3 separate regions of the Mus musculus genome follow, and all the other regions are linked to region 2. Evidence: chromatin loops called from intact Hi-C (ENCODE). Cell type or tissue: gastrocnemius. All regions are shown on one strand.

What was found. Peaks named below come from ENCODE experiments on the same cell type or tissue, not always from the same donor. Only the 100,000 strongest peaks of a DNase experiment are listed, where the experiment ranks them.
Region 1: a loop joins it to region 2, with 2.4 times the contacts of the local background. A loop is called at or near these places in 2 of 42 quality-filtered maps.
Region 3: it touches region 2 in a loop (2.7-fold over the local background); 6 of 42 quality-filtered maps call a loop at or near these places.

The regions. Positions count from the first base shown.
Region 1 is chr12:70,013,216-70,021,215 of GRCm38, reverse strand. It overlaps Nin (ninein), which reads left to right. Exons shown (of 29, transcript NM_001081453.1): 27 at 185-382; 28 at 3,530-3,643; 29 at 6,260-8,000. The coding sequence ends at 6,469. Among named protein-coding and RNA genes, the nearest start is that of Gm23579, 22 kb to the right of the region's middle. In gastrocnemius, no CTCF peak of the experiment used is centred here; no DNase peak of the experiment used is centred here; H3K27ac peaks cover 2,945 bases.
Region 2 is chr12:69,958,326-69,966,325 of GRCm38, reverse strand. It overlaps Atl1 (atlastin GTPase 1), which reads right to left. Exons shown (of 15, transcript NM_178628.5): 13 at 6,854-7,285; 14 at 5,764-5,778; 15 at 2,241-3,098. The coding sequence ends at 2,988. It overlaps Sav1 (salvador family WW domain containing 1), which reads left to right. Exons shown (of 5, transcript NM_022028.2): 5 at 1-1,314. The coding sequence ends at 186. It also overlaps the pseudogene Gm3086. Among named protein-coding and RNA genes, the nearest start is that of Gm52003, 10 kb to the left of the region's middle. In gastrocnemius, a CTCF peak has its summit at 3,673 (motif pointing left); a DNase peak (open chromatin) is centred at 3,657; H3K27ac peaks cover 2,186 bases.
Region 3 is chr12:70,043,152-70,051,151 of GRCm38, reverse strand. Nin (ninein) reads left to right here. Exons shown (of 29, transcript NM_001081453.1): 11 at 1-12; 12 at 398-487; 13 at 1,990-2,128; 14 at 3,878-3,999; 15 at 5,515-6,005; 16 at 6,900-8,000. Among named protein-coding and RNA genes, the nearest start is that of Gm23579, 52 kb to the right of the region's middle. In gastrocnemius, a CTCF peak has its summit at 3,480 (motif pointing right); DNase peaks (open chromatin) are centred at 7,423 and 7,579; H3K4me3 peaks cover 167 bases; H3K27ac peaks cover 4,078 bases.

The DNA of each region.
Region 1 (8,000 bases), 55 kb before region 2:
ATGGAGTTATCTCCAGGGAGCAACAAAAGGGTTCTTCCCACACACTTCCACCAGGCTTTGTCCTGTTTAAGGGACCAGGGACTACGAAGCCATGAAGGGATGGATCCTGGGCTCAGTACTCGCTGCTTAGCACCTTCCTTGGTAGAAGGCCCTCCACTGACCAAGCTTTGTCCTTGTCCCTCAGATGCAGCCCCTGAGGTCCACTGTGACGCGTAGCCCATCCTCTCACTGGGATCTGCAGTTGCTCCAGCAGCAAGCCTGTCCGATGGTGCCCAGGGAGCAGTTTCTGCAGCTTCAACAGCAGCTGCTGCAGGCAGAAAAGAGAAGCCAGCACCTGCAGGAGGAGCTCGAAAACAGAACCTCCGAAACCAACACACCACAGGTACAGAGTGTTCTTCTCCCGTCCCCTTTACCTTCGTTTGAAAAATAAACCGGTCCAAAGGTGGGGATGAAGAACCCCATGTCCCACCATTGTTCTGTCCCCATGAGTACGTGCCCACAGAACTGCAGGGCCACACTTGCTTTGGTTTTACAGTTTCCTTCCAAGCTCTCTGCTTATAAGTCAGCAGGTCTATATGCTGGGCCTCCTTTGCACACTTGCATATGACGGAGGATCAGGGTTACTTGTGTATAGTACATAGTTGGCCCAACAGTCTTGTCACAAGCTCAATCCTGGGGTAGGTATCTCTGCTGACAGACAGTCTCAGTTCTCCCATGCGGTGTGGCCCGCCAAGGTCTGAGAAGTCACAGGCAGGGGTTCTTTATAACCAATGATATAGAATATGCAGTTCGTTAGCACCCTGTTCTTAGTTACCTAGTTCATTTCACTCAATATTTCAAAGAATCAAATTCAAAAAAACACTTAAGCTGCAAATAGTTATTCCTCCTTAGTACATAATCTCCATTTTTCCCAAATTTATTCTTACCCATATAATTACTAGTGAGAAATAAAAATAAAATGTCTCCTTTGTCAATTCTTTCTAGTTTAGAAATGCTTAAGGCCCAGTTAATATTTGATAAGAAGTTTTCCAGTTTCTTAATCCCCTCAGAGGAGCTTTGCCAGTCACCTTAGCTTAGGAGGCTGCATGGTCCACTCTGCTCTCTCCTCTTATTGGTAGATAGCTGTGTTGTGCTGTGCCGTGCTGTGCCATGTTGTGCCACGCTGTCCCATACCGTGCTGTGTCGAGCCGTGCTGAGCCGAGCCGTGCCATCCGCTCATTCTTCTTAACAAAACCTCCAGAAGTCTTTATGTGCTTGCTCTAACAGGCCACGTTGTAGCCGCGTTCTGTGTGCCATCCTCACCTCCCGTTATTAGAGTCAGCTTTTAAGGTGATTGTCAGGGTGGACGGCTCAAGCTCTGCTCCTGCTTGCCACAGACCACCTCCACTCCCAGCATTGGGGTGGCATTTTATAATAAAAACGGCTATGGCTCAGTACGAAAGGGAAGCTTCAGCGCTTCGTTGTGTAGTCGAAATCTGAAGCCTTGTCCTGTTTTTGAAAGGCTCCCCTAGTGATGTGGCTAAGATGTACTCATTGCTCTCCCAGACGCACTGTTTTGTAAAGTATGCTTTTCCTAGTCTGCTCATCAATATTTGAGAATTACAAAAGAAAAAAAAAACCTATGCCAATAACTCCAGTATTAGACAGAAACTATTAAGAAAATCCTTCAGCCAGAGAAGAGCTTGTTTGTTATGCAGTAGAATGGCTTCTAGGCTTTTTTCTTTTTCTGGCTGCTGAGCTGACTCTAATTTTCAGAAAACTGCACATTATACAAATCTGCACGGTGCCTGTGAACAGAGTGAGGAGTTTCGTCTGCCTTTGTGTTGCTTTGCTTGCACGTGGAGTGTGACTGTGTGTGCTTGCAGGAATGTGTTTGTATTGTAAGTGTGTGGACTTGACCCCCCCCCTAACCTTGACACCAGGGTGAAGTATCCCACTGCCTTCTTTCCCTAGGCTTTGCTACTGGAGCAGCGAGCTGTGCATGCAGATTCCTGCAGAAGGATTGGGCACCTCTGAAAACTGGGCTGCTGTTGATGGCATTTGTTACCACGACAGAGTCTTAAATGCACACATGCACACACGTACATGCACACCGCACACAGACATGAGCTGGGACATGTTGGAATCAAGTGCTCTTTTAAAATATTTGACTGTTACCATCACTGTTAAAGCCTTCACAGTATTGTCTCTTACTTATGTAGACATGAAAGACTTTGTGATTCAGTCACAAACTTCTGCTTGCTACAAATCAGCTTATTTATATGGTTTAAAGAGTGGATTTAAGAGTCTTGAAAGGATATATTCTATATATTTTCTAATTCCATATGTTGTTAATTATTTTTAAAAGAAGGTACTACTTTTATATATGGAATTTGAAGAAAATCAGGGTTATTTATACTGTTTTGTATAAGATGTATCATACTTTTGACAGAAAAAAGGGAAATTTTGATGCAACAATAAAATAAAATTTAAATGTATGACTGTCTTCTTTGTTTTTCTTCTGCCTTCTCCTTTGTAGCACTCAGTGTCTGTTGAATTACCTGCTACTGTGGTTTTCTGTTTTGTTTTCTGAAGCAAGCATCAGTCATATTTCAGCTCAGGTTTGAGCAGCCTCCATTCTTTTCAAAATATGTCTTTTAAAAAATACTTAGCTATTACCCAATCGCTAACACCTGAACCACAATAATAATAATTGATAATAATCTCAAGGACTTGAAGTACCTCCTAAAATGTGAAATTCCTGGTGTAGGCATTTTTATAAGTGAGGGTATGAGCAGTGTCGTCTCTCTCAAGGTCACTTTGCTTCCTCAACTCAAGTCTCCTCACTCCCACCCTTGTTGTAGGAGGAGGAGAGGAAAGGCCACGCCTCTTCCTGTCCTGTGGTTTTATCTAGGTTTGAATGTCTGTGAGGAGATGTTTTCACCTCTAACCTGCTCTGATGGTAAATGAATCCTCTAGTCCAATGTTTGCTTTACATTGACAAGTCACTGGGAATCAGATGAGTCGGGTAACTGGCAGGAAGAAGTTCAGTATGATGAAGAAAAGAACCAATCCTTGGATGGTCACCAGTCATTTCAAAGGAGAATGAGAGATGTGTGCTGCAGCTGATGGGAAGCATGAGGCAACCCCAAATAACCCAGTGTTTGCAGTGTTCAGAGGCCTACAGGATCACAAAGACACAACTCACAGTGGAAAGTCGGTCCCCTGTTTTAATTTACTTTGAATAGCCACTATGTTAAAAGTGCACATGGGTTTCAGTTGGGAGTTTAAGAATTGACCTCAGGGGATGATGAGCCAAGGTAAGAGCCTGGTCTCTTCCTGGATTCCTCTATGATAATGCTACTTTTCTAAGGTATTGTCCATGTGTGCAGTACCTAGAACTCCCATTACATCAGAAACCTATCCTCTGGTTATGAAGGAAAGCACCGGCTGGCCTCTCCGTGTCTCCTATGGGGAGAGTCATTACCAGTACCTCTAGTTGGCATGATTTTCAAATGATAATACACTTCTTTCTCCCTCTTCTCGTTAGGGAAACCAGGAACACCTTGTAAATCTCATGGAAGAACGAATGATAGAAGTTGAACAAAAACTAAAGCTGGTGAAGAGACTTCTTCAAGAAAAAGTAAACCAGCTCAAAGAACAAGTAAGCCTCTGTCACTTCTATTTGTCCTGACATTCCAGTTTGTATACAGACTCTGTGTGTGCGTGTGTGTGTGTGTGTATGTGCGTGCATGTGTGTGCGTGTGTGTGTGTGCGTGCGTGCGTGTGTGTGCGCGTGTGTGTGTGTGTGCGTGCATGCACACACAACCTCAGGTATTAGTCCTTGGGAGCTGTCCAGTGTTGTTTAGAGGACCTGGGTCTCTCTGATTAGGCTAGACCCATCTCTTCCTCAGCACAGGGATTCCCTCCGTGAACCACTCGCTATATCCAGTTTTTTAATCTGGGAACTGCCTTTCTCATTTTATCACTTTATTGGCTGAGCTATCTCTCTAGCCTCAACATTCCAGTCTTAACTTCAGATTTTGCATCTTTGTATTGCTATTAATTTGTGTTGTTAATACATGTTAATTCTGCTGGAGATGTCTAGAAAACTTAGGAATCACTTTCATATAAGCCTCAAAATAGGAATTCTGCATTCCACATTTTTTTTTTCCAAAACTCCACTGAGGCCATATACAGTTGTCCACAATTTTATAAATATATATCTGCTAACAGAAACTCTTACCCAAAGTGTTCCTAATGAAGTTCAGTGGCTCAAACCAAATACAGATTTTTTTTTAATCCAAGATATGAAATATACATCTCTAAGTAAACAGAAAAGGATACATTTGGTTTTTTAAATTGGGTAATAAGTGTAACACTGGCTTTCCTGTTCCCTGTACCTTGGGCTGATGAGATGTTTTGCCCCCAAGCCCGACAGCCTGAGTTCAATATCTGGACCATATGTGGTAGAATGAGAGAATCAGTTCCCATAAGTTGTCCTCTGACTTCCACACACATATATACGCATGCCCCCCCCCCACACACACACATTAAATAATCAAGCAAACAAATATTTTAAGTATCTTATGGCTATCACCAGGCTCCAAAAGGATATGCTTTGTGTGGGGTCTGAACTCCTGGTTCTAGACTGTTAAACAACTTGATCTTTTTACCTGCTAATTACAGACATGACCACTCTGTTTAAAAACTACCTGTGTATGCAAAAAAGAAGCCCCCCCTTGTCAAACGTGACCGCCTCCCAGAAAACTGAGACTGAGACAAACTGGTTGGGTACAGAGCGGAATTTGCCAACCCTGGTTTTGTAAATTCATAAAACCTAAGAGCATCAATTCCAGGAGAGAGGTCTGAATGCAGATGCATGCAAGAGCAGATGCATGCAAGAACAGGTGCATGCAGAAATGTTCCTTTGCTCTGTATCTTAAACAGAGGAGTCGGGCGGAAAAACCCATTTGTGAGCATTTGTCCAGGCAATCCTTTGTGTGTTCCTGTGGCCAGCACAAGTTGCTACGTGTCACATCCTGTTCTGGGCACTAGAGACTCAGCTGTCAACAAAGTGAAGGCCCTGGGCATGTGGAATGTAAATTCTAGCATGCCTACAAGAAGCCAAGAATTTCTCCAGATGGAAGCTTTAAAAATAAACAAGAGATAACTCTATTTTCAGTATGGGATCACAAGATCTAGAAGCCTAAAGAGAGCTTCCTGAAGGCTTCTTAAAGCGAATCTAGAGAGCTGGGTAGGCAGATATAGGGAGGCAGTCTAGGCTGCAGTAGCTTCACAGAATGGGGAAAACACACAGGGTGTGCGCGTCTATAAATGCAAGCCACTGCTAGCCCATGCTGTCCTAAGAGAAGAGACTAGAAAGGAGAGGAGAATCCGCTAAGGAGAAAGCATTTATTTCTATGCCTAATAGTTTTTGAATCTTGTCCTCTAGGCAATGAAGGGTCATTGAAATGTCTTAGTTGAAAGAGAATTGGGGGAAGGAAGGAATGGTGAGTTATGACATTTCAGTCACAAGTAAGTTCTCAGGTGTACTATACCTGCCGTTGCCTAAATTGTTATGACCCTAGAAATGGTCATAAACCAGCCATTCTGTAGCCACTCGTTATTGTGTTACCTGCTTGAGTCTGCTATACAATGAGGAGTATAAGATGTGGGAAAGAAGATTGAAGGCAGGGACAGAAGCAAGAATTAAGGTACCAAGTTTGGCTAACAAATGTGCCCTCTCAATACTCTTAACTATAAGAGAGGGTATACCTTTGTGGGAGGGGTTGGTAGAGAAGAGAGGAAAATGGGGTTAAGGGAAGCAATTGCCAAAACGATTCCTGAGCTACATGTTGAGACATCTTGTTGTATTTATAAATATTACAGGTTGTAGTGTTGAGTAGTGAAGCACATTTGTTAAGAGCGGATGTTAATGCAGTTGTCATCTCAAAATGCTATGTTGGACAAGCATTTTTGGTATTTTTTTAAAGATGAATAAAGGAATAGCACATATTTAGGTGGGAAAAAATTCATTTTGGAGCCCTTAAAAAATAATCTACTCTTTGTTTTGTAGTATGGCTTTAGTATCAGACTTGATATTTGGGAATACAAACAGAATGAATCCACATTTCTGTTTGCATATACACTGGTAAAAATTACTATTACAAAGTGCACAGCTAGCAGAACTGATCTGCCGTTATTAAGTAACTTCCCCTGTTTTAAATTGGGACTGGTTAACAGAAATGGAATCAAGATGTTTCTGGTTCTGTCCTAGCTCTGCAAGAACACAAAAACAGATGCCGTGGTGAAGGATTTGTATGTCGAAAATGCCCAGTTGTTGAAAGCTCTGGAGATGACTGAACAGCGCCAGAAGACAGCAGAAAAGAGAAATTTCCTCCTAGAAGAGAAGATTGCCAGCCTCAGTACCATCGTCAGGAACCTGGCACCAGCACCACTGACTTCTATGCCTCCTCTGAGGTCATAGCCAGCCCAAAGGATGCACACCAAAGGGCGCACTTGCATTTGTGCGCTTTCCTGACACTATTGGAACGTCTTAATAGGCTCTCCGAACCCTCTAACCAAAAATTTTCAGCGGCTTGAAATCAAGCCTACCCGAAGTCTGCCAGCAATGGAATTGGAGGCTCCAAATGGGTGCTTATTGGAATTTCACAAATCACTATTTAAATTTCACTATTTAAATTACTCATAAGCACTGAACTTTTACAGTATGTTCTGGATAGCTACCAAGAATGAAATTAAGTTAAGGACCTTCAAGTCCTAGTTTTTAATGTTTTAAAACTGCTATTATCGGTGTATGCAATCCAGGTTCTTTTTAAGTTTGATATCTAACTAAAGTGGTTATTATTATAATTGTTTTTGAAAACATTTAAGTACTGAAATCATTCGGCTTACAATACTTTAGTCTCTTTGAATTAATCGGCTGACTGCAGTTGTGTTCAGAGAAGGCTTGGCCAGTAGCTAGCCACCCAGTAGCTAGCCACCGAGATCAGAGAAGTCCAAGTTCTATAAAACTCTGACTTCTGATGCCATTCTTCCTACTCTTGCTGTACAACAGATTCAGAACTTACTCAGCTGCACTCTTAACTAAGGATAAAGCTTTACTTTCTTTAAACAGCCCTTTCTCCTCCTCCTAAAGCTTTTGTTTGGGACCCTGTCTTCTAAAAAATTGTTAAAACTGTACTCGTAACATTACTGAACTATAGTGAGCCTACGGACAGACCGACCACTTTGGAGTAAAAAGCCACTCTTGGAAGAAGATCACGTGGAGCGTGGTGGACGTAGTTTCGTCTCTCCCAAGCCTTGGAGTTCGTGACATACCTTTGAGTTTGTATCAAAAGCTCAGGGAATGATTTTTAAACTGTCTTCCTGAACTACTTGCTGCCTGGCCTAAGAACTGTGTACTGACATCATTCGGCTTACAATACTTTAGTCTCTTTGAATTAATCGGCTGGCTGCAGTTCTGTTCAGAGAAGGCTTGGCCAGAGATGTGTAAACCACACAACCTTTTTTGTCTTATATATTAACAGCCATAGACTTTTTACTTCTACGTTTTAGTGCACTTAATTATCTGTAAAGGCCTTGACTGTAGAGTTAAAAACCTCTCCTACTTATGAAGAGTTTTTACTGTTTGTTTAATACAGGTCAAGAATTCCGTGCTTCTGACCTTTTGATACCTCATATATCTGAACTTACGAATTTCGTACTGTGGAAAACATTGGCTATCAAGGGTAAAGGGGAGAAATTAGAGCGTCACTTTACAAGGGGTACAAGAGAAAAGTAAACCGCTGTGTTTGGGAAGGGACACAAGACAAGTCAGGCTGAGAAGTGACATGACTGTGAGGAAATCTTGAGCCATTTCCATTCCACCATGACTCTTTGGGACCCAACTATCGAGACCCACCAGCACAGAGCTCCCTCTACCAAGTTCATTACACTGTCTGTGCTCCAGCAGTTCACACTGGGTTTGCACTACTATGCCTATCAGAAGATCCTGA
Region 2 (8,000 bases):
GAGCTCTTCCAGCTGGCTGACCTGGACACGTACCAGGGAATGCTGAAGTTGCTCTTCATGAAGGAACTGGAGCAGATTGTGAAGTTGTACGAGGCCTACAGACAGGCTCTTCTCACTGAGTTGGAAAACCGCAAGCAGAGGCAGCAGTGGTATGCCCAGCAGCATGGCAAGACGTTCTTAAGTTAACTTATCACAAGCCAAGTTTATAAGAGCTTTAAAATATTTTCAGATAAATGACTGCAAACAAGTTCTTTGGTTAATAAAGGTAACTTACTATTTGGAAGTATAAAATTCTAGTTTTACATATATTTTGTTATCAATTTTTTTTCTTTTATTGAACCAAGAAAGTTTTATCATTTAAAAAGCCAATATGGCATATGCTACCAAATGCTGTATTAGGAAACTGCTGGAGACTCTGGACAAAAAGTAGTACAGGAAGAGATTATCAGCATAAACAGGCATTAAATAGGAAACCGTCACTCTCTGACTTTTTATGGACACACCCTTCTTGTTTAGGAAACAGAAGAGGATGAGAGTACATCTGTGATCAGTTGCTACGTGTGGTGTCAAGTGTTTTCTGGAATGAGATGGTTTGACTATTACCATAGGTATAGTTCAAAATACAAAACAGGACTTGGAACCTTTATTGTAACAAGCTTGTACGTGTGTGGTCATCTCCCCCCCGCCCCCTCAGTCCCCCGACCCCCAATGTAAGGAACACCTTTGAAGGAGAAAGATGAAGTCTTTGAGGAATACATTCAGAAATACAGGACTATAATAAATACATGCCTCTTAGTGCGCAACTGTTGCTAATACGGCTTCCTTCCTTTGAGGCAGAGCACATAAGTACAGTTAGCATGGCTCTGAGACACAGCACAGGCTTCCTGACCACATAGAATACTGCCTTCCATCAGGGTGGGCTAAGTTGCCAAAAACGACAATCAGGGATCCAATAAGCAATCTTGGTCACTTAAGTAAATTTTATATTGCCTTTTTTATCTTTGAGAAGTATTTGTCATAAAGGTGTAGAAACAGGCTGTCATTCCTTCCTATTTTTCTTGCTTTGGGTTTAATAGTTGTTCATAATTAGTGCTGAACACTTGATTACAGATAAACTTATGGAACTTCCAGCTGTAAATCTAGAATTCTTGAGCTTCATAGCTCTTCAGTTGTGCTTACAAATGTTGTGAATATGTATATATATTAGTTCTTTTCCTAAGTATAAGCACTCCATGTTAGAAGTGACTTTGAATTATTGATAAAATTTCGCATTTGATTTTATATAACAAGTTATTAAATATATTTTTGTGGAAACTGTCTGGTCCTTGAATGCATGTTTTGGTATATTTAGTCTAATGTTTGATGCTTTATACTTGTTATGCTTTATCATTCTGTTCAGAAGGCCCACAAGCCTATAATGAAAAGAGAAGCTGAAGCTAAAATATGGCTACTGGGACATTATCAGGGGAAGAGAATTAGTGCGCATACGGCCAGCTGTCTGTAAAGAAGTGTAAACTTCTGTTCAGCTTGTAAGCTTACACACATTCTTCTGTCTCTCTTACTTTCTGTTCACCATTTCTGAGACAGTTAAAAATGTCTGCTTGGGCTCCCGGGTAGATGAGGCATTACCATTCTTCCATTACTAGTCTCTCCTCTGATTTATTTTCCTCTAAAGGGTTTAGTTTCGTTAACAAAATTCCACTAAAGATTTCAGTTATTAGAAATATATTATAGCCAGGTGGTGGTGGTAGTACATACCTTTAATCCCAGCACTTGGGAGGCAGAGGCAGGTGGATTTCTGTGAGTTCGAGGCCAGCCTGGTTTACAGAGCAAGTTCCAGGACAACCAGGGCTACACGGAGAAACCCTGTCTTGAACCACCACCGCCCCCACTGCACACACCCCCCTCCCCAACACACAAAAAGAAATATAGACTCCCTGGTTTACATGAACTGGAAGGATGCTACAGGTAGCAACATGTTTCTAATTTGGGAGGTGGGCAGGGCCATCACAAGTTGAAAGACAGCTTGAGCTGCATAGTAAAATCTTGTCTAAGGAGTAAATAAACTTTTTTTAAAATCAAAGAACTGGAAAGTACCTAATACAATTAGCTTGTATTTAAGATGTATATTTAAGTTTGAAGTGGGATCAGAAATAGTGTATGCTCACACCACCTTGAGCACCCAGTCTTGTCTTGAAATGGTATCAGAAAGAAAATGCACCTTGAACTGAGGCAGAATAGACCTTTCATGCCACACCAGACCTCCCAAGTAGTTCTAGAGCCAGTGAGCATTTGGTTTAATGTTAGGAAACAGTAAAGTTTAATAGTTCACATATTAAAAGAATAAACCTATGAAGAATACATTTGTGGTGTACCAAATGAAAAAATATACAGTGCAGTGAAACTCAAACACATGTACAAAACAATTTTTGTGCATTTTTGATCAAGAGATTTACATTCTATATTCATAAAGATATAAAAGAAACAATGTATAGTTTTTGGTAAAGCAACTTTTAAGCTCTCAAATATGTTTCAAGGTAAGAGCCTGTGGTATGTATAATATTATATAGATTAAAATCAAGCCTGCCAAGTTATACTGTGCTTTAACAAATAGCTATGTAAAATAACTTAAATTTTCTATAGAAATCAAATGAGCATATCCAAACCCAGAGTAATACTACACAATATTTAATTATAACCCAGTAGTAGAACTTAGAAAAGTCAAGCAGAACAAATCTATCCTCAAATTTACAAATACCTGAAATGATAATAGCATATTTAAAGACAGAAATGAGGAAACTGCACATTGACAAATAACCATGCATACATACATCTGCTCATTAAACACTGGAGTAAAGAAGTAAACTGTCCGAGTCCTCGGTCGGGTGTTTGGGTTTCACTCTAAAGGAAGCACTTTGCATGTTTGCATGGAAACAAAAGCTTTGATAGTTAGCTGACAAACGGTCATGCACCTGCATGTTTTTAGATTAAATTTTCTTCTTTTCCGGTTGTTGAGTAGGCTCTGACTTGGGTGCAGGGAAAGCTTGGTGACACAGGTGTCTGTGGGTTGCTGCTGCACTGTAAAGCTTGTATAACGCCTAGAATATAAGAACCAGGGTTAGAAGACACACAGGTCTCATTTCCTTTTTAGCTTATAGTACTATATAAAATTCAGCATGCTGAAGTCATACTTTTCAAATACATTTTTGTATACGGTGTGCATGCATGTGTTTGTGTGTGTGGGTGTATGTGGAGGCCAGAGGTTGTTGGGCATCTTCCTTTAATGCTCTCCACATTATATATGAGGCAGAGTCTCTCACCAGTTTGGCTAGTCTAGCCACCAAGCTTGCCCCAAGAATCGCATGTCTTCTAAGCAGAGGGATTATGGATGGGCCACCACATCCACCTGGCATTTGAGTAGATCTGAACTCAGGTCCTCAGCCTTGGGTGGCAAGTGATTTACCCACTGAGCCCTCTTCTCAGTCCCAAATTGATACATCTTTATATCATCACTCTCTCAAACACTGACTGGTGGGGGCTGAAGAGATGGCCTAGCTGGTTTGAGCACTGGCTGCTCTTCAGAGGAGTTGGATTCAATTCCTAACACCCACGTGATGGTTCCTAACTGTAACCAGTAATCCCAACCCCAAGGGATCTGATGCCCTCTTCTGGCCTCCACTGGGTCTGCATGTACATGGTACACAGACTTGACGTGCAGCTGAATACTCACACACATGTAAAACAAACAGCAGTTCCTACTATCTTAAAATGTAGAACAGTTTCAGGCCCACGGCCTGTGCTGGTGGTTAAGCTTATCAAGGTTTTACTCTCTGACCGAACCTCCTTTATCTTAAACATCTCCTAGAATATAGCCCAGCCCAGCAGCTTTCCATGTCCCAGACGGATATGTGGGCATCTCACCGTGAAGTACTGCCAGTTTTAGACAGCATAGATCTGTAACCTCCTGCTGTAATGTATCTTCCAGAACTGGCTACTTTTCTATGTTACGGGTGTGCTAGGTCAGCTAAAGGCTCCCTCTCCGTGCCCAGCTGGGCTCTCTTATTTCGTGTGCTCCCCGGCAGTGTCTCCACTACTCGGTTCTGACTGCGCAGACTCATTCAGAGCCACCACCTCAAAAAGCCTTTCACCACTGACGTGACCTCCTGATTATCCCTCGTATTACTTTAAAGGTGTTTGAATCCAAAGAATTTTAGGGCCTTTCTTACAAGTTTCACTGTGTGATCCAGGTTAGCTTCAAATTTATGATCCTGCTTCCTCCACCTCCTGAGTACTGGGATTACAGACACGTGCCACTACAGCATGCATTCACATATTTACATATTTCACATTTTTGGGTACTCCTAAGTATCTTTGTTTCTCCCCTCAGCTAGTGTAGAAGAGTTATCCCTCTGTCACATACTGAACACCCAATTCCGACTCATGTATTCTGGAGTGTGTAGTTTTGAATATTTTGAAGAACTGGGTAAAAGCTTATTATCTACTTAGCTATTCTCAAAAACCTTCTGTGATTCTGCATAGGTGTTTCCCTAAAGAGGATTTATTCATTCGTGTACTTCATATATGGATGCTTTGTCTGCATGTATGCCTGCACAGCAGAAGGCGGCATTGAATCCCACAGGACTACAGTTACAGACAGTTGTGAGCTGCCATGTGGGTGCTGGGAATTGAACTCAGGACCTCTGGAAGATGAGCCAATGCTGTTACCCACTGTGTCATCTCTCCAGCCCCTATAGCTGTTTTCCTAACACTAAATATGGTTAGTGCCATGTTCAGATATGTAAACGTGGTCAGTACAGCACGGTGTCACCCTAGTTCTGGCATGCTGCTGCTCCTAGTGTACAGAGCTTAATTCCAGTTCTCTTCAGGTATTAAGTTCCCCTGCCCAAGGTTTATGTACAAGCTGAAGTTTGATTTGTTCTTCTAGTGAAGTTAGTTTACTAAATCACGTCTTTGATGGAATCTACTCAGATTGTACTCCTGCTTGGTTTCACTGCAGAACTGCAGGGGATACCTGTGACGGTCGGTCTTCACCGTCAGCCTTACGGGATTTAGAGTCACTATGGAAGCACCTCTAGGTATGATTATACAGATGTTTCCAGAAAGATCAACTAGGTCAAGAACATCCACCCCGAGTGTGGGGAAGACTACTTATCCCATGGGCTGTGGCCTCAGACTGAATAAAAGGAGCAAACGTGCTGAGCGCAAGCATCCATCTTTCCCTGCTCCCTGCCGGCCGCTGCCACGGTCTCTTCTCATACTAAGCCAACCAAACCTTTGCTCCTGTGTTTCTGCTTGTCCACTATTTGACCAATATGGGGAAACTAAATACTACAACATTGAGCTGAAAACATGAACCTTGTCTACACAGAACTAAAATCAAACACCCTTTAATGACACTTTTGTTCAAATTAAGTCCTACATAATATTTGGAATATGTTAAAAGTTCATACAAATTTACATTTTATTTTTATTTTTTTATTTTTCGAGACAGGGTTTCTCTGTATAGCCCTGGCTGTCCTGGAACTCACTTTGTAGACCAGGCTGGCCTCGAACTCAGAAATCCGCCTGCCTCCCAAGTGCTGGGATCAAAGGCGTGCGCCACCACCGCCCGGCCAAATTTACATTTTAGAGAATATTTTCTAAGATTATGCTCTAAAATATCCTTTAATACCTAGTCAGTTATAAAATAGGAATATCATATTTACAAATAATATATCTGTTAATTAAAAAATGTTAGCTTACCTCATTTGTGCTTCCCTGTAGCAAAGGGAATTTTAAAAGGAAAATGTTATATCTTGCTTAATTCATAATTTTCAACTTCATTTGCAATATCAATTATAAGCATTAAGAAAAAATACTCCTGAAGATTTTTAAGTTTAGATTCCGTATTTTATCAGAATATTTTAAAGAACCCAATTCTGCATTTCAGATAAGTTTTAGCAGTGTGTTCTAGGAAGGTGTTGAGGTTTACACAGGTAACCCATCTTTAGCCTTGTGTGCATGAGCGCTGACAAGAGAGTGAGTAGTTTGGGAGGCAGTGTTATTTCAGCTTGAGTCCTCAAAGCACACAACTCATTAGTTACCCTTCTATTACAGAGTACAGACAGGTGTGCTCCTCACACTGCATACTGTCAGCTACCTCTAGATCACAATGGTCAAAAGCTTAAAACATAAAGTTGTATGGGCTCCTTTAATTTCCCTAACTTCTCACTAAGTAACTGAAGAGACTCTGGGACAGTAGTAAGTTACTGTCTTTCTTTCTTATATATTCCCACTGTCTTTCCTGTCCTTAGTTATTTGACCACCATGCCATGGTGGTCCTGACTCCCTCAGCTGAAGCTAACTAGACCAGCAGAGCCAGCAGCTGGCCCACAGGCAGCTACGTCAGAGGCTGACCACTGGCTCATGCTGCAGCTTAGTGCAGAAGTATAGGTCAATTACAGTCTGAAGTAATCTGATACTTAAAGGGAATGACATATAACCAAATGATTGTGGTTCACATATGCCCCTCACCAAGCCAGTGCTAGTCAAGGGCTAAGTTAAGTTTAACTCAAGGTCACGACAGCTAAATGACTGTCAGACACTACTAACACTATTAACTTCTCACACGGTAATATTTTAGAATCAGAGAGTAAAAATGCTGTTAATGTATGTATGTTTTAAATACTAAAATGTTAACTAGAAAGCAGTTGTGTAGGACTTAGTTAGTTGCTCAAATCTTGGTATACTGTAAAGTTTTAAAGAATGGGCCCAAGTCATGTTCACCTGTATATTTCTAATAGTGAATGCAACACTAATTACACAGCATGTGCAAACCTGAAGGTACTCTCACCTGGTCCCACAAAGCTGCAGCTACCTGGTCGATTACAGCACCCAGCTCTCGATATTCGCCAGAGTAGCGGATATATGCCCAGGTGCAGAGGGTGATAAGCGTCAGTCCCATGATCATGTTGCACAGGCTAGCTATGATGTCCAAACCAATGAATCCAGTCACACCAGCAATCACGTATGTGATAAAGATGACAACGAACAGTGTGGCTGGGGTTCGAGCAGCATGGAAGATATTTTTGCTGTCATTGTGCTTAATATACTGGATGTAGAGTTCATCTATTTCACTCTCCAGCTGCTGCAGGTAACGCCGGCTGAACTCTTCCCCGCCCATCTTCTTCACGCCTCGGAATAACTTCACAGATTCTTCTTTTAGCTGCAGGTGCTTGCTTTGCAGGTCGTTAGGGGCCAAAAATGGTTTATCACCACCACAAACCTGTCAGAAAGAGAGGCTTCTGTTTATGTAATATGGAGTAAATTAACAACTGTGTCCATGCCTTTTCTTGGAGTACACCAGAATGCTTCCTAAGAGTGATGGACTAAGGGGTGGGCTACACTTCCACCACCTCGAGACACTGCAGCCAGAACTGTGTTGTCAGTCAGAGCACAGTTACTATGAACAGCCTATTCAACTGCTATTGCTTAAAGTATAACGTATACAATTCATGCAGTGCAGAATTTTCATAATAAATGATTATATTTACTACACTTCTCTCAACAGTATTTTAGAGCCCATTTCTACTTTATTAAAAAAGTTCGGTACAGTAACATAGTATTTTGTGTTATGCTAACTACAGCTTGATACTCTCTGCATTTATGTATTTTGATTGCATCAAGAAGACAAGTTGAGGGACTGACTAAACATCTAGGTATATGTACATACGTAGCGATGTTTGCATGACAGAATTACTTGATGCATTTCTCACAGGCTGATTCCTGTCATCATCAGTCTGAACTAGTTGCCTCCATATCCACGAGGATTAACCACTAAATGTGGCTAGTATACTGCCTTATATAATAAAGGCGTTTTATGATTTCTGCTGGTGTTTTTCGAGACAGGGTTTCTGTGTAGCCCTGGATATCCTGTAACTAGCTCTGTAGACCAGGCTTGCCTCCAACTCAAGGGATCTGCCTGCTTCTGTCTCCCAAGG
Region 3 (8,000 bases), 85 kb before region 2:
TTAGCAGAAAAGGTAAGTCTACCTGCTTCCGATTTCCTGGTGAGCTGCCCAAGATGCCACTCGCCCAAAAGAGCAGAAGCAATGCCAAGAACATTTTTATGAGGGAACTGTTTGGGTGCCGGGAGGAACTTCTCAGGGTGTGACTGAGGATGGTGGCTGAGAGGGAAGCAAGCGTTGCTTGGCGCTGAGATGGGCTCCCTCCCCTAGCTGAACACTAGCTGAGTAGTTTCCTCCGCTTCTGATTGGTGGTGTCTCTGCTTCAGTGCCTCATTCTTGTCATATTTGGGAGCTTGGATGACCCCCAGAAGCTGGGATCTTTGGAATGTGATAGGTCAAAGAAGGGCCCTTGGGAATAATGACATCTTTGTTTTTTTGTTTTTTTTTCCGTCCTTTCTAGTTTGGTGACCTCGATCCCAGCAGTGCTGAGTTCTTTCTTCAAGAGGAGAGGCTGGCGCAGATGAGAAATGAATATGAGCAACAGTGCAGGGTGCGTGCGTGGCTCATGAGAACTAAGCAACACTGGAGGGCCTGGGTTCAAATCCCAGCCTCAGCAATGCCTGGGCTTGTCAGGCCACTGAAATCTATAGAAGGAAACTTCCTTTAAGCACAGTGCTTAAAGGCACCCAGTAGGCAGCTGCAGAGCTTCTGAGAAACATTGTGTAAAGTGCTTAGACCAAAGCCAGGGACATACAGAGCACATGCGTAAACTAGCTGTTAATATGACTCAGTGTCCTGGGCTGTAAGCAATCAAGCCAATTCCATTCTGGTCTACCTTATCTTGCTACTACATAGAGGACTCTCTAATTTTTTGCTGAGTGAAGAATTAATGTGGCTGTATTGATGTTCTTACCCCAAAATTAGCTTCCCTAACTGATCGCTGAGCCCTGACCACAACACAATTCGAGTGATGTCATCACCCCGAGAAAACCGTGCTCTACTTCAGCCAGCGTCTCCTATTGTCCCCATCCCCATCTCGGCATCATCCCTCCACCCCGCCCAGTTTGTCCTGCCCATCCTTTCCCCATCCCCACCCCCCTTCCCATGTCTCCCCCTCCTCCAATCCCCATCCCCACTCTCTCTTTACCCCTAACGCAGCACAGGCAACCACTGGTCTATTTTCTCTCAGCTAACAACTGGTCTTTTGCGAAGGGCTCTTTTCACTTGGTGATAGTGTCCTGGTTCATCATGGTGTTGTATGTATCTGTTTTCTGTTCCTTCCCGTGGCTGAATAAAGTCCCATCGTATAGATATGCGGCATTTTGAAATCAGCTAATAGACATTTGGGTTTTTAGGGGCTATCATGAATAATGGTCCTAAGCAGATTTTTGTGGGGGCATATACTATATTTCTCTTGGGGTTTATACCAGGAGGCTTTCTGCTGAACCACAAGCTAAACCAATGTTTAACTTCTAGGGATTGGCAGAGCTCCTGCAAGCTTATTTTCTATGTTAATTTCCTACCACATGCATGTCCTCACCCACCACATCTTCATTTACAGCTGTGGTCATATCCTATCATAGGATTTTATCATTCCCCCTGTAGCTTCTAATTGGTTGTTTGTATATCTTCTTTGATGAACTTTCTGATATAGCCTTTGTCCACTTTTAAGTTGAATTCCTTGAATTTGATTTCTAATAATCTTTATAAATTCTAGTTACAAGTCCCTTATCTGATAATTAACCAAACTGTCCTCCAATTACATAGTCTCTTTACTTTAAATTTTTAAAAATTTTTTATTATGTTTATGTCTTTGTCTGTGTTGTTTCTGCACATGAGTGCAGTCCCACAGAGGCCACGGGAAGGAATGAGATCCCCTGGACTGGGAGTCCCGGGTGATTGTGGTCCACCTGACATGGGTGCTGGGAACCAAACTCAGATCCTGTGTGTGAGCGAGACGGGCTCTTTCTTTGCTTTTATCCGCTCTGTTTTTCTTGGTGCTTTCTTGGTGCCGCGTGTAAGACTGGTGTTTTTTTTTTTTTTAAACTCCAGCTATTACAAGACCAAGTGGATGAGCTTCAGTCTGAACTAGAAGAATACCAGGCTCAAGGCAGGGTGCTCAGACTCCCCTTGAAGAACTCGCTGTCAGAAGAACTCGACGGTCACAGTGGTGGTATTGAGCCCGACCAAGGTAAACACATTTGCACACAATCTTTTTGACGTCTGCGTTTGACCTAGTTTGTGCTACAGTGGCTGGGTGGAGCACTGCAGAACACTGGCATCCTGGAGTTCAGGGAGGGAGAGACTTTGGCAGTCTCATTTATTGAGCAACGTCACTTGTGGCTGGGTTTTTTTTTTTTTTTCCATTTGTCCTTGAATTCTTTACAAAAAGTATTTGTGATTCTGATATTGCTGATTCTTCCCTCCCGCACCATGGCCGCTTGGTATGAAGATGGTTTGGAAGTTATAGCCAGTTACACACCACAGAACCCGTAGCTGATTTTCATAGGCTGCCTGGGCTAAGTGCCTTATTTGCCTCTGTCAGAGCAGCAAGTTAGTTAAGAGCTCAAGCCTGTGGCTTTGAGGGAGATAAGGAGGAGTGAGGCTCTTGGGTGGGCCTGCCTGGGGGCCACCATGCAATCCAGCTCCTTGCCTGGGTCCCTCCTGCCCCTTTCCTCTGTACATTGGGTTTTAATTTGAGCAAGGTTCCTGTGTGCTCTGCTGTTCCTCATGCCGTCTCCCTTCCCTTTGGTCATTAAGAAGGTAGCTTTTCCCTTCCCTCCCCTCTCTACTGTGGGATCAGCAGGAGTGATCCAGGAGGAGGTGTCAGAAGTTCTGAGTCCTTCTCTCTGATCCTTGATTCACCAGGTGCAGCTCTTCCACCTGAAGACTGTTCCAAGAAACTTCTGCCATCTTGGACGGGGTGGGGGGATGGGCCAAAATATGTGAGGAGAAAGCCCAAGGCAGGCCTGTCCATCCTGGGTGTTAGAACTCTGCTCATGAACAGTTCTCCATCTGCCTGTGTATCTCCAGATGAGAAAAGTATTTTTTGAGTCTCCCTGCCCTAAGAGATCTCTGCCTAGCAGGGAATATACTTGACCTTGTGCTAGATCAGCCCTCGACTTCTGCTCATGATTTCAGTTTTCCCTTGGTGCTTATTGTGGGCAGTGGGAGAGGTGAACCCTATGAAGGCATTGAGACTCCTCTCAGTTGCCTGCACCCATGCCCCTGACCCGTCTGGATGAAAATAACGTAGACACCTGGTAAAACAACTAAAACAGTATTGAGGGATGGACTGGCATCTTGGCCCCTGAAGTTAGCCCCATAATACAGAGCAGTAGCGGTGCTAGCCACTTACATCATCCCTCTGAACTTGTCACTGGGTACTTTCTGGATAGACAAGAAGTCAGACAAGAAGTTGGTTAGTTTGACCAAACTCCCTCATGCTGTTTCCCCAGCACATAGCCCTTTTTCTTTTTTTTAAAGATTTATTTATCATTATATCTAAGTACACTGTAGCTGTCTTCAGATGCACCAGAAGAGGGCATCAGATCTTGTTACGGATGGGTGTGAGCCACCATGTGGTTGCTGGCATTTGAACTCAGGACCTTCGGAAGTGCAGTCGATGCTCTTAACCACTGAGCCATCTCTCCAGCTGAGAGCTCATGTTCAACATATTCCACACACACCCATTTATCATTCAAAAAGGCGGATTCAACTAAGGCTTGGCGTGCTGCCCATGTTTAGAAGGATCTCCTTACCTGCTTCCTCTTGTTGCCCTGATGCTTGAATGTGGTGGATCCCATTGTTCCCAAGCACTTCACAGCTGGGAAACGAGGCTGAAAAGGAGTCCTTAGTGAAGCCATGCCCCCTTGCCAGATGCCAGAGTATGCCAGTGAGTGGGCCTGAGGCAGGCTCGGTGGGTTCTGTGTGCTTTCAGGGCCTGGATCTGAAGAGTGCAACCCCCTGAATATGAGCATTGAGGCAGAGCTGGTCATCGAGCAGATGAAGGAGCAGCACCACCGGGACCTGTGTCACCTGAGACTGGAGCTGGAAGACAAAGTGAGTCCTGAGTCCCAGTCTGACCCTGAGTCTTGTCAGCGTGTGGGCGGACCTGCTGCCTTCTCCTCTCAGACCAGCACTTCCTGTGCATTTCTTCTGGAGTTCAGAGGCTGCCAGGAACCCATTTCCTCAGGCTGAAGTCAAGGCCTGTTCTCTAGTCTCTCCAGAATGTGATGTGTGCTTAGTCCCTCATATTGTAATACACTAATTATGGTGTTTTTAACTTGTTAAAAAATAACTCAATTGAAAAAAAAAAAAAACAACCAACCCTTTCTTTGATGTAGAATCGCTTCCTAGATTAGATACAAGCTCTAATCCTTGGCCTCTCAGTCCTGCACTATGTGGCTTCCATTCACCTTCACCATGTTTTTGGTTTTCTTTTTATGTATGGTTATATGTGTATGCATGTTCACGTGTATGCATGGTTAGATGTGTATGTAATGGTTATATTGTGTTTGCATGTTTATGTGTGTATTCATGGCTACATGTGTATACATGTTCATGTGTATGCCTACTTAAGTGTGTGTATGCATGGTCATGTGTGTATGTATGGATACTTATGTATGCATGGTCATGTGTGTATACATGGGCATGTGTGTATGTATGGATACTTGTATATGCATGGTCATGTGTGTATGCATATTTTGTGTATGCGCGGTCGTATGTGTATGCTTGGTTATATGTGTATGCATGGTCACGTGTGTACTGGTCATATGTGTATGTATGTATACTTGTGTATGCATGGTTACATGTGTGTATACACGGCTCCCCCATTGGTCTAGCTAATTGGCTTGCCCAGGGATCCTCTGCCCCCCGACACTGACATCACAGGTAAGAGCCACCATGCCCAGTTTATGTGGATTTGAGGGATGGAGCCCAGGTCCTCTTTACTCAGTGCCGCTCCCCAGCCTCTGCTTCTCTTGTTATGACTCCACTGAGCAGATCCCCACGGGTGCCCCTTTCACCTTCCCACTTCCCTACTACAGCCTTAGGATCGTAAAATATGTGTTTTAAGTCTTCAGATGTTTCTTGAACTCTGTAAGGAAGGCACGCAGAATGCCGTATGAAACACAAAGTTGGAGAAGAAATTGTTAGTTCAGTGATAGCCAGGAGCTCGATGGCCAGCCAGCCTAGCCTGTTTGGTTTGTTCTGAGCTAGTAGTGAAAGACCTATCTTAAAAAAAAAAAAAAAAAAAAAAAAAAAAAAAAAAAAAAAGACGTGGTTGGTGCTTCAGGAATGGCACTGTGGTTGGTTGTCCTCTTGCCTACACATACACACACGTGCGCGCGCCTACACACCTACATGTACATATATGAACACTCACATACCTAAGTCAATAAAGATAGACCTGGCTTCACTTAGTATTTTACTTCAGGTAATTTTGAGCTAAGTTTGCACTTTCAATGAGAACGAGAAAACGAGAGTGTCCTTTGGGACAGAAGCACCTGTTGCACCCATACCCCTTCCCCATATCACAGAACCCAGTCATCCCGTGGTTTCACTGTCCGGTTCTAGGTGCGCCACTATGAAAAGCAGCTGGATGATACCAGGGTCGCCTCTGAACAGGAGCAGGCAGCCATGAAGCAGAAGTATGAGCAGGGAGTGCACACCTTGGAGAAGCGAGTCAGCGAGCTTCGGAGTGAGATTGCAGACCTGGAAGGGCAGGCAGCCGTGCTGAGGGAGGCCCACCACAAGGCCAGCTGCAGGCACGAGGAGGAAAAGAGACAACTGCAAATGGCGTTCGATGAGGAAAAGGCTCAGCTCCAGGAGGAGCTGCGGCAGGAGCATGAGAGGGAGCTCCAGGCCAGGCTGCAGCAGGCAGCGGAGAGCTTTCGCCAGGAGAGAGAGGGACTCGCCCAGGCTGCCTGGACTGAGGAGAAGGTGAGAGGCTTGGAGCAATCTTACCAGGAGCAGCTGCTGAGCCTGGAGGAGAAGCATGCTCTAGAGAAAGAAGAGCTGAGGGAAGAGCTCTCGGAACATCACCGAAGGGAACTCCAGGAGGGAAGGTAAGAAAATGAGGGGACCGTGAACTACTGGACACTCTTTCTCCGGAGTTCCTGTCAGCCAGGGAGGACTGGAAAACGGGATCGGGGTTGGGGGAGCAGAGCAGAGCAGCCCATGGATTTGAGTAGGTTCTTTCAAAGTTAATCAAACTAGTTTTGTCTTGTTCACCAGGAAGTCTCCTTTGGTCATTGGAACTGTTCTGGTGTGTATGTATGTGGGAGAGGGAGGGAAGACAGGCAGTCAGAGGAACTGTCCCTGCGTGACACTTACTGTCTTCCTGTGCTCAGATGAGGACCAGATCCTTTCTACTGCAATGCTGTCTGATGCTCTCTGAGGAAACCCATTCGTACACTGGATTTGGAATACTCATATTTATTCCCCTTTACGAAATGGCATATTGTGTTTACTGTCCTTGTGTGAAATCCCAGGTATAACTGAGAGATTTCGAGTTTCCCACCCTGTTTAATGCAGAGCTCTTTTGTTAATTAAGCAAAAACAGAAGAGAGTTATTAATGTGCCTGTTTTATGCAGCTGAAATCCTATGGTGCCTCTTTCAAAATATTTCCCAGCTGAGGAGTGAGGTCACTATGTCTTTGGTCATTCAATGTGAAATGCCAGTATAAGGCATCATTAAACCACATAAGTACATTCAGGAAGCCTATTAAAGGATTTGGTTTCGTAAGCTCCCCCTGCTTCAGAGAAAGATAAGTTTCCTGGATTCCTGGTCCCCAGAAGAAAGAGCCTCTCCCCGAACACACGAATGGCCTAGGAACCAGAGCATTGTAGGAAGTGGTCCCATTGTCTGCCCGGCAGCCTCCTTTTTGTATGGGAAAATGTTGGGTTTGCTTCCGGAGTTGGCAGCAGTCTCAGTAATGCTGTCTGTTGACCACATTTAGGGAAGAAATGGAAACAGAGTGTAATAGAAGAGTCTCTCAGATAGAAGCCCAGTGCCAGGCTGACTGTGAGAAAGTCACTGAGCACTGTGAACAAACTCTGCAAAGCCTCGAGGTTCGCCACCGCCAGGAGCTGAGGGACCTCTTGGACCAGCACCTGGAGGAAAGGTCTCAGTGGGAGTTTGAGAAGGATGAGCTTACACAAGAGTGCACAGATGCCCAGGAGCAGCTGAAGGAGGCGCTCCAGAGGGAGAGGGCGACCGCTGCGGCCATGAAGCAGGAACAGGAGATACTGGAGAGGACATACAAGGACCGTTTGAATATCCTGAGCACGGAAAGAAAGCAGCTGCTGCAAGACCTGAAAGACCTACAGAACGCATCTGAGAGCCAGCATGGCCTCCTGTCTGGCCAGATACTTGAGCTGAAGAGAAGTCAGGAGAGAGAACTGAGGGACCAAGGGCAGGCGCTATGCCAGACGGGGGTCTCTGAGCAGCTGGCCAGCCAGCAGCTCGAAAGGCTCCGGGTTGAGCATGAGCAAGAGAGGCGAGAAATGACGGGCAAGCTTGCCGCCCTGGAGAGCGCCCACAGAGCAAGCCTTGAGAGAGCAGATCAAGAGAAGGCGGAGATGAGCACAGAAATCTGCAGGCTTCAGAATACAGTCAAGGACATGCAGCAGGCAGCATCTCTCTTGATGCTTCAGGGTGGCTGCCAGGCAACGGCAGGGGAGGAGGCAGAAGGAGATGGAGCCATGTCCCTGCTTCAGCAAGGCGAGCAGCTATTGGAAGAAAACGGAGATGTCCTCATCAGCCTGCAGAGAGCTCACGAGCATGCAGTGAAGGAAAATGCAAAGATGGCTACTGAAATTTCCCGATTGCAGCAGAGGCTGAAGAAGTTAGAGCCGGGGTCGGTGATCTCGTCTTGTTTGGAGGAGGGGACGTCTGAGATTTCTGGAAGTTCCAGGGAACAAGTAGAACCCATAATGAAACAAGGTCCAGCCACCAAGCACTTCCTGAGCGATCTAGGAGACCACGAGGCCCGGGACCTGGCAAGTACCGGGACAAGCTCCGTTCAGAGGCAGGAGTGCAAAACCGAGGCGTCGGAAGC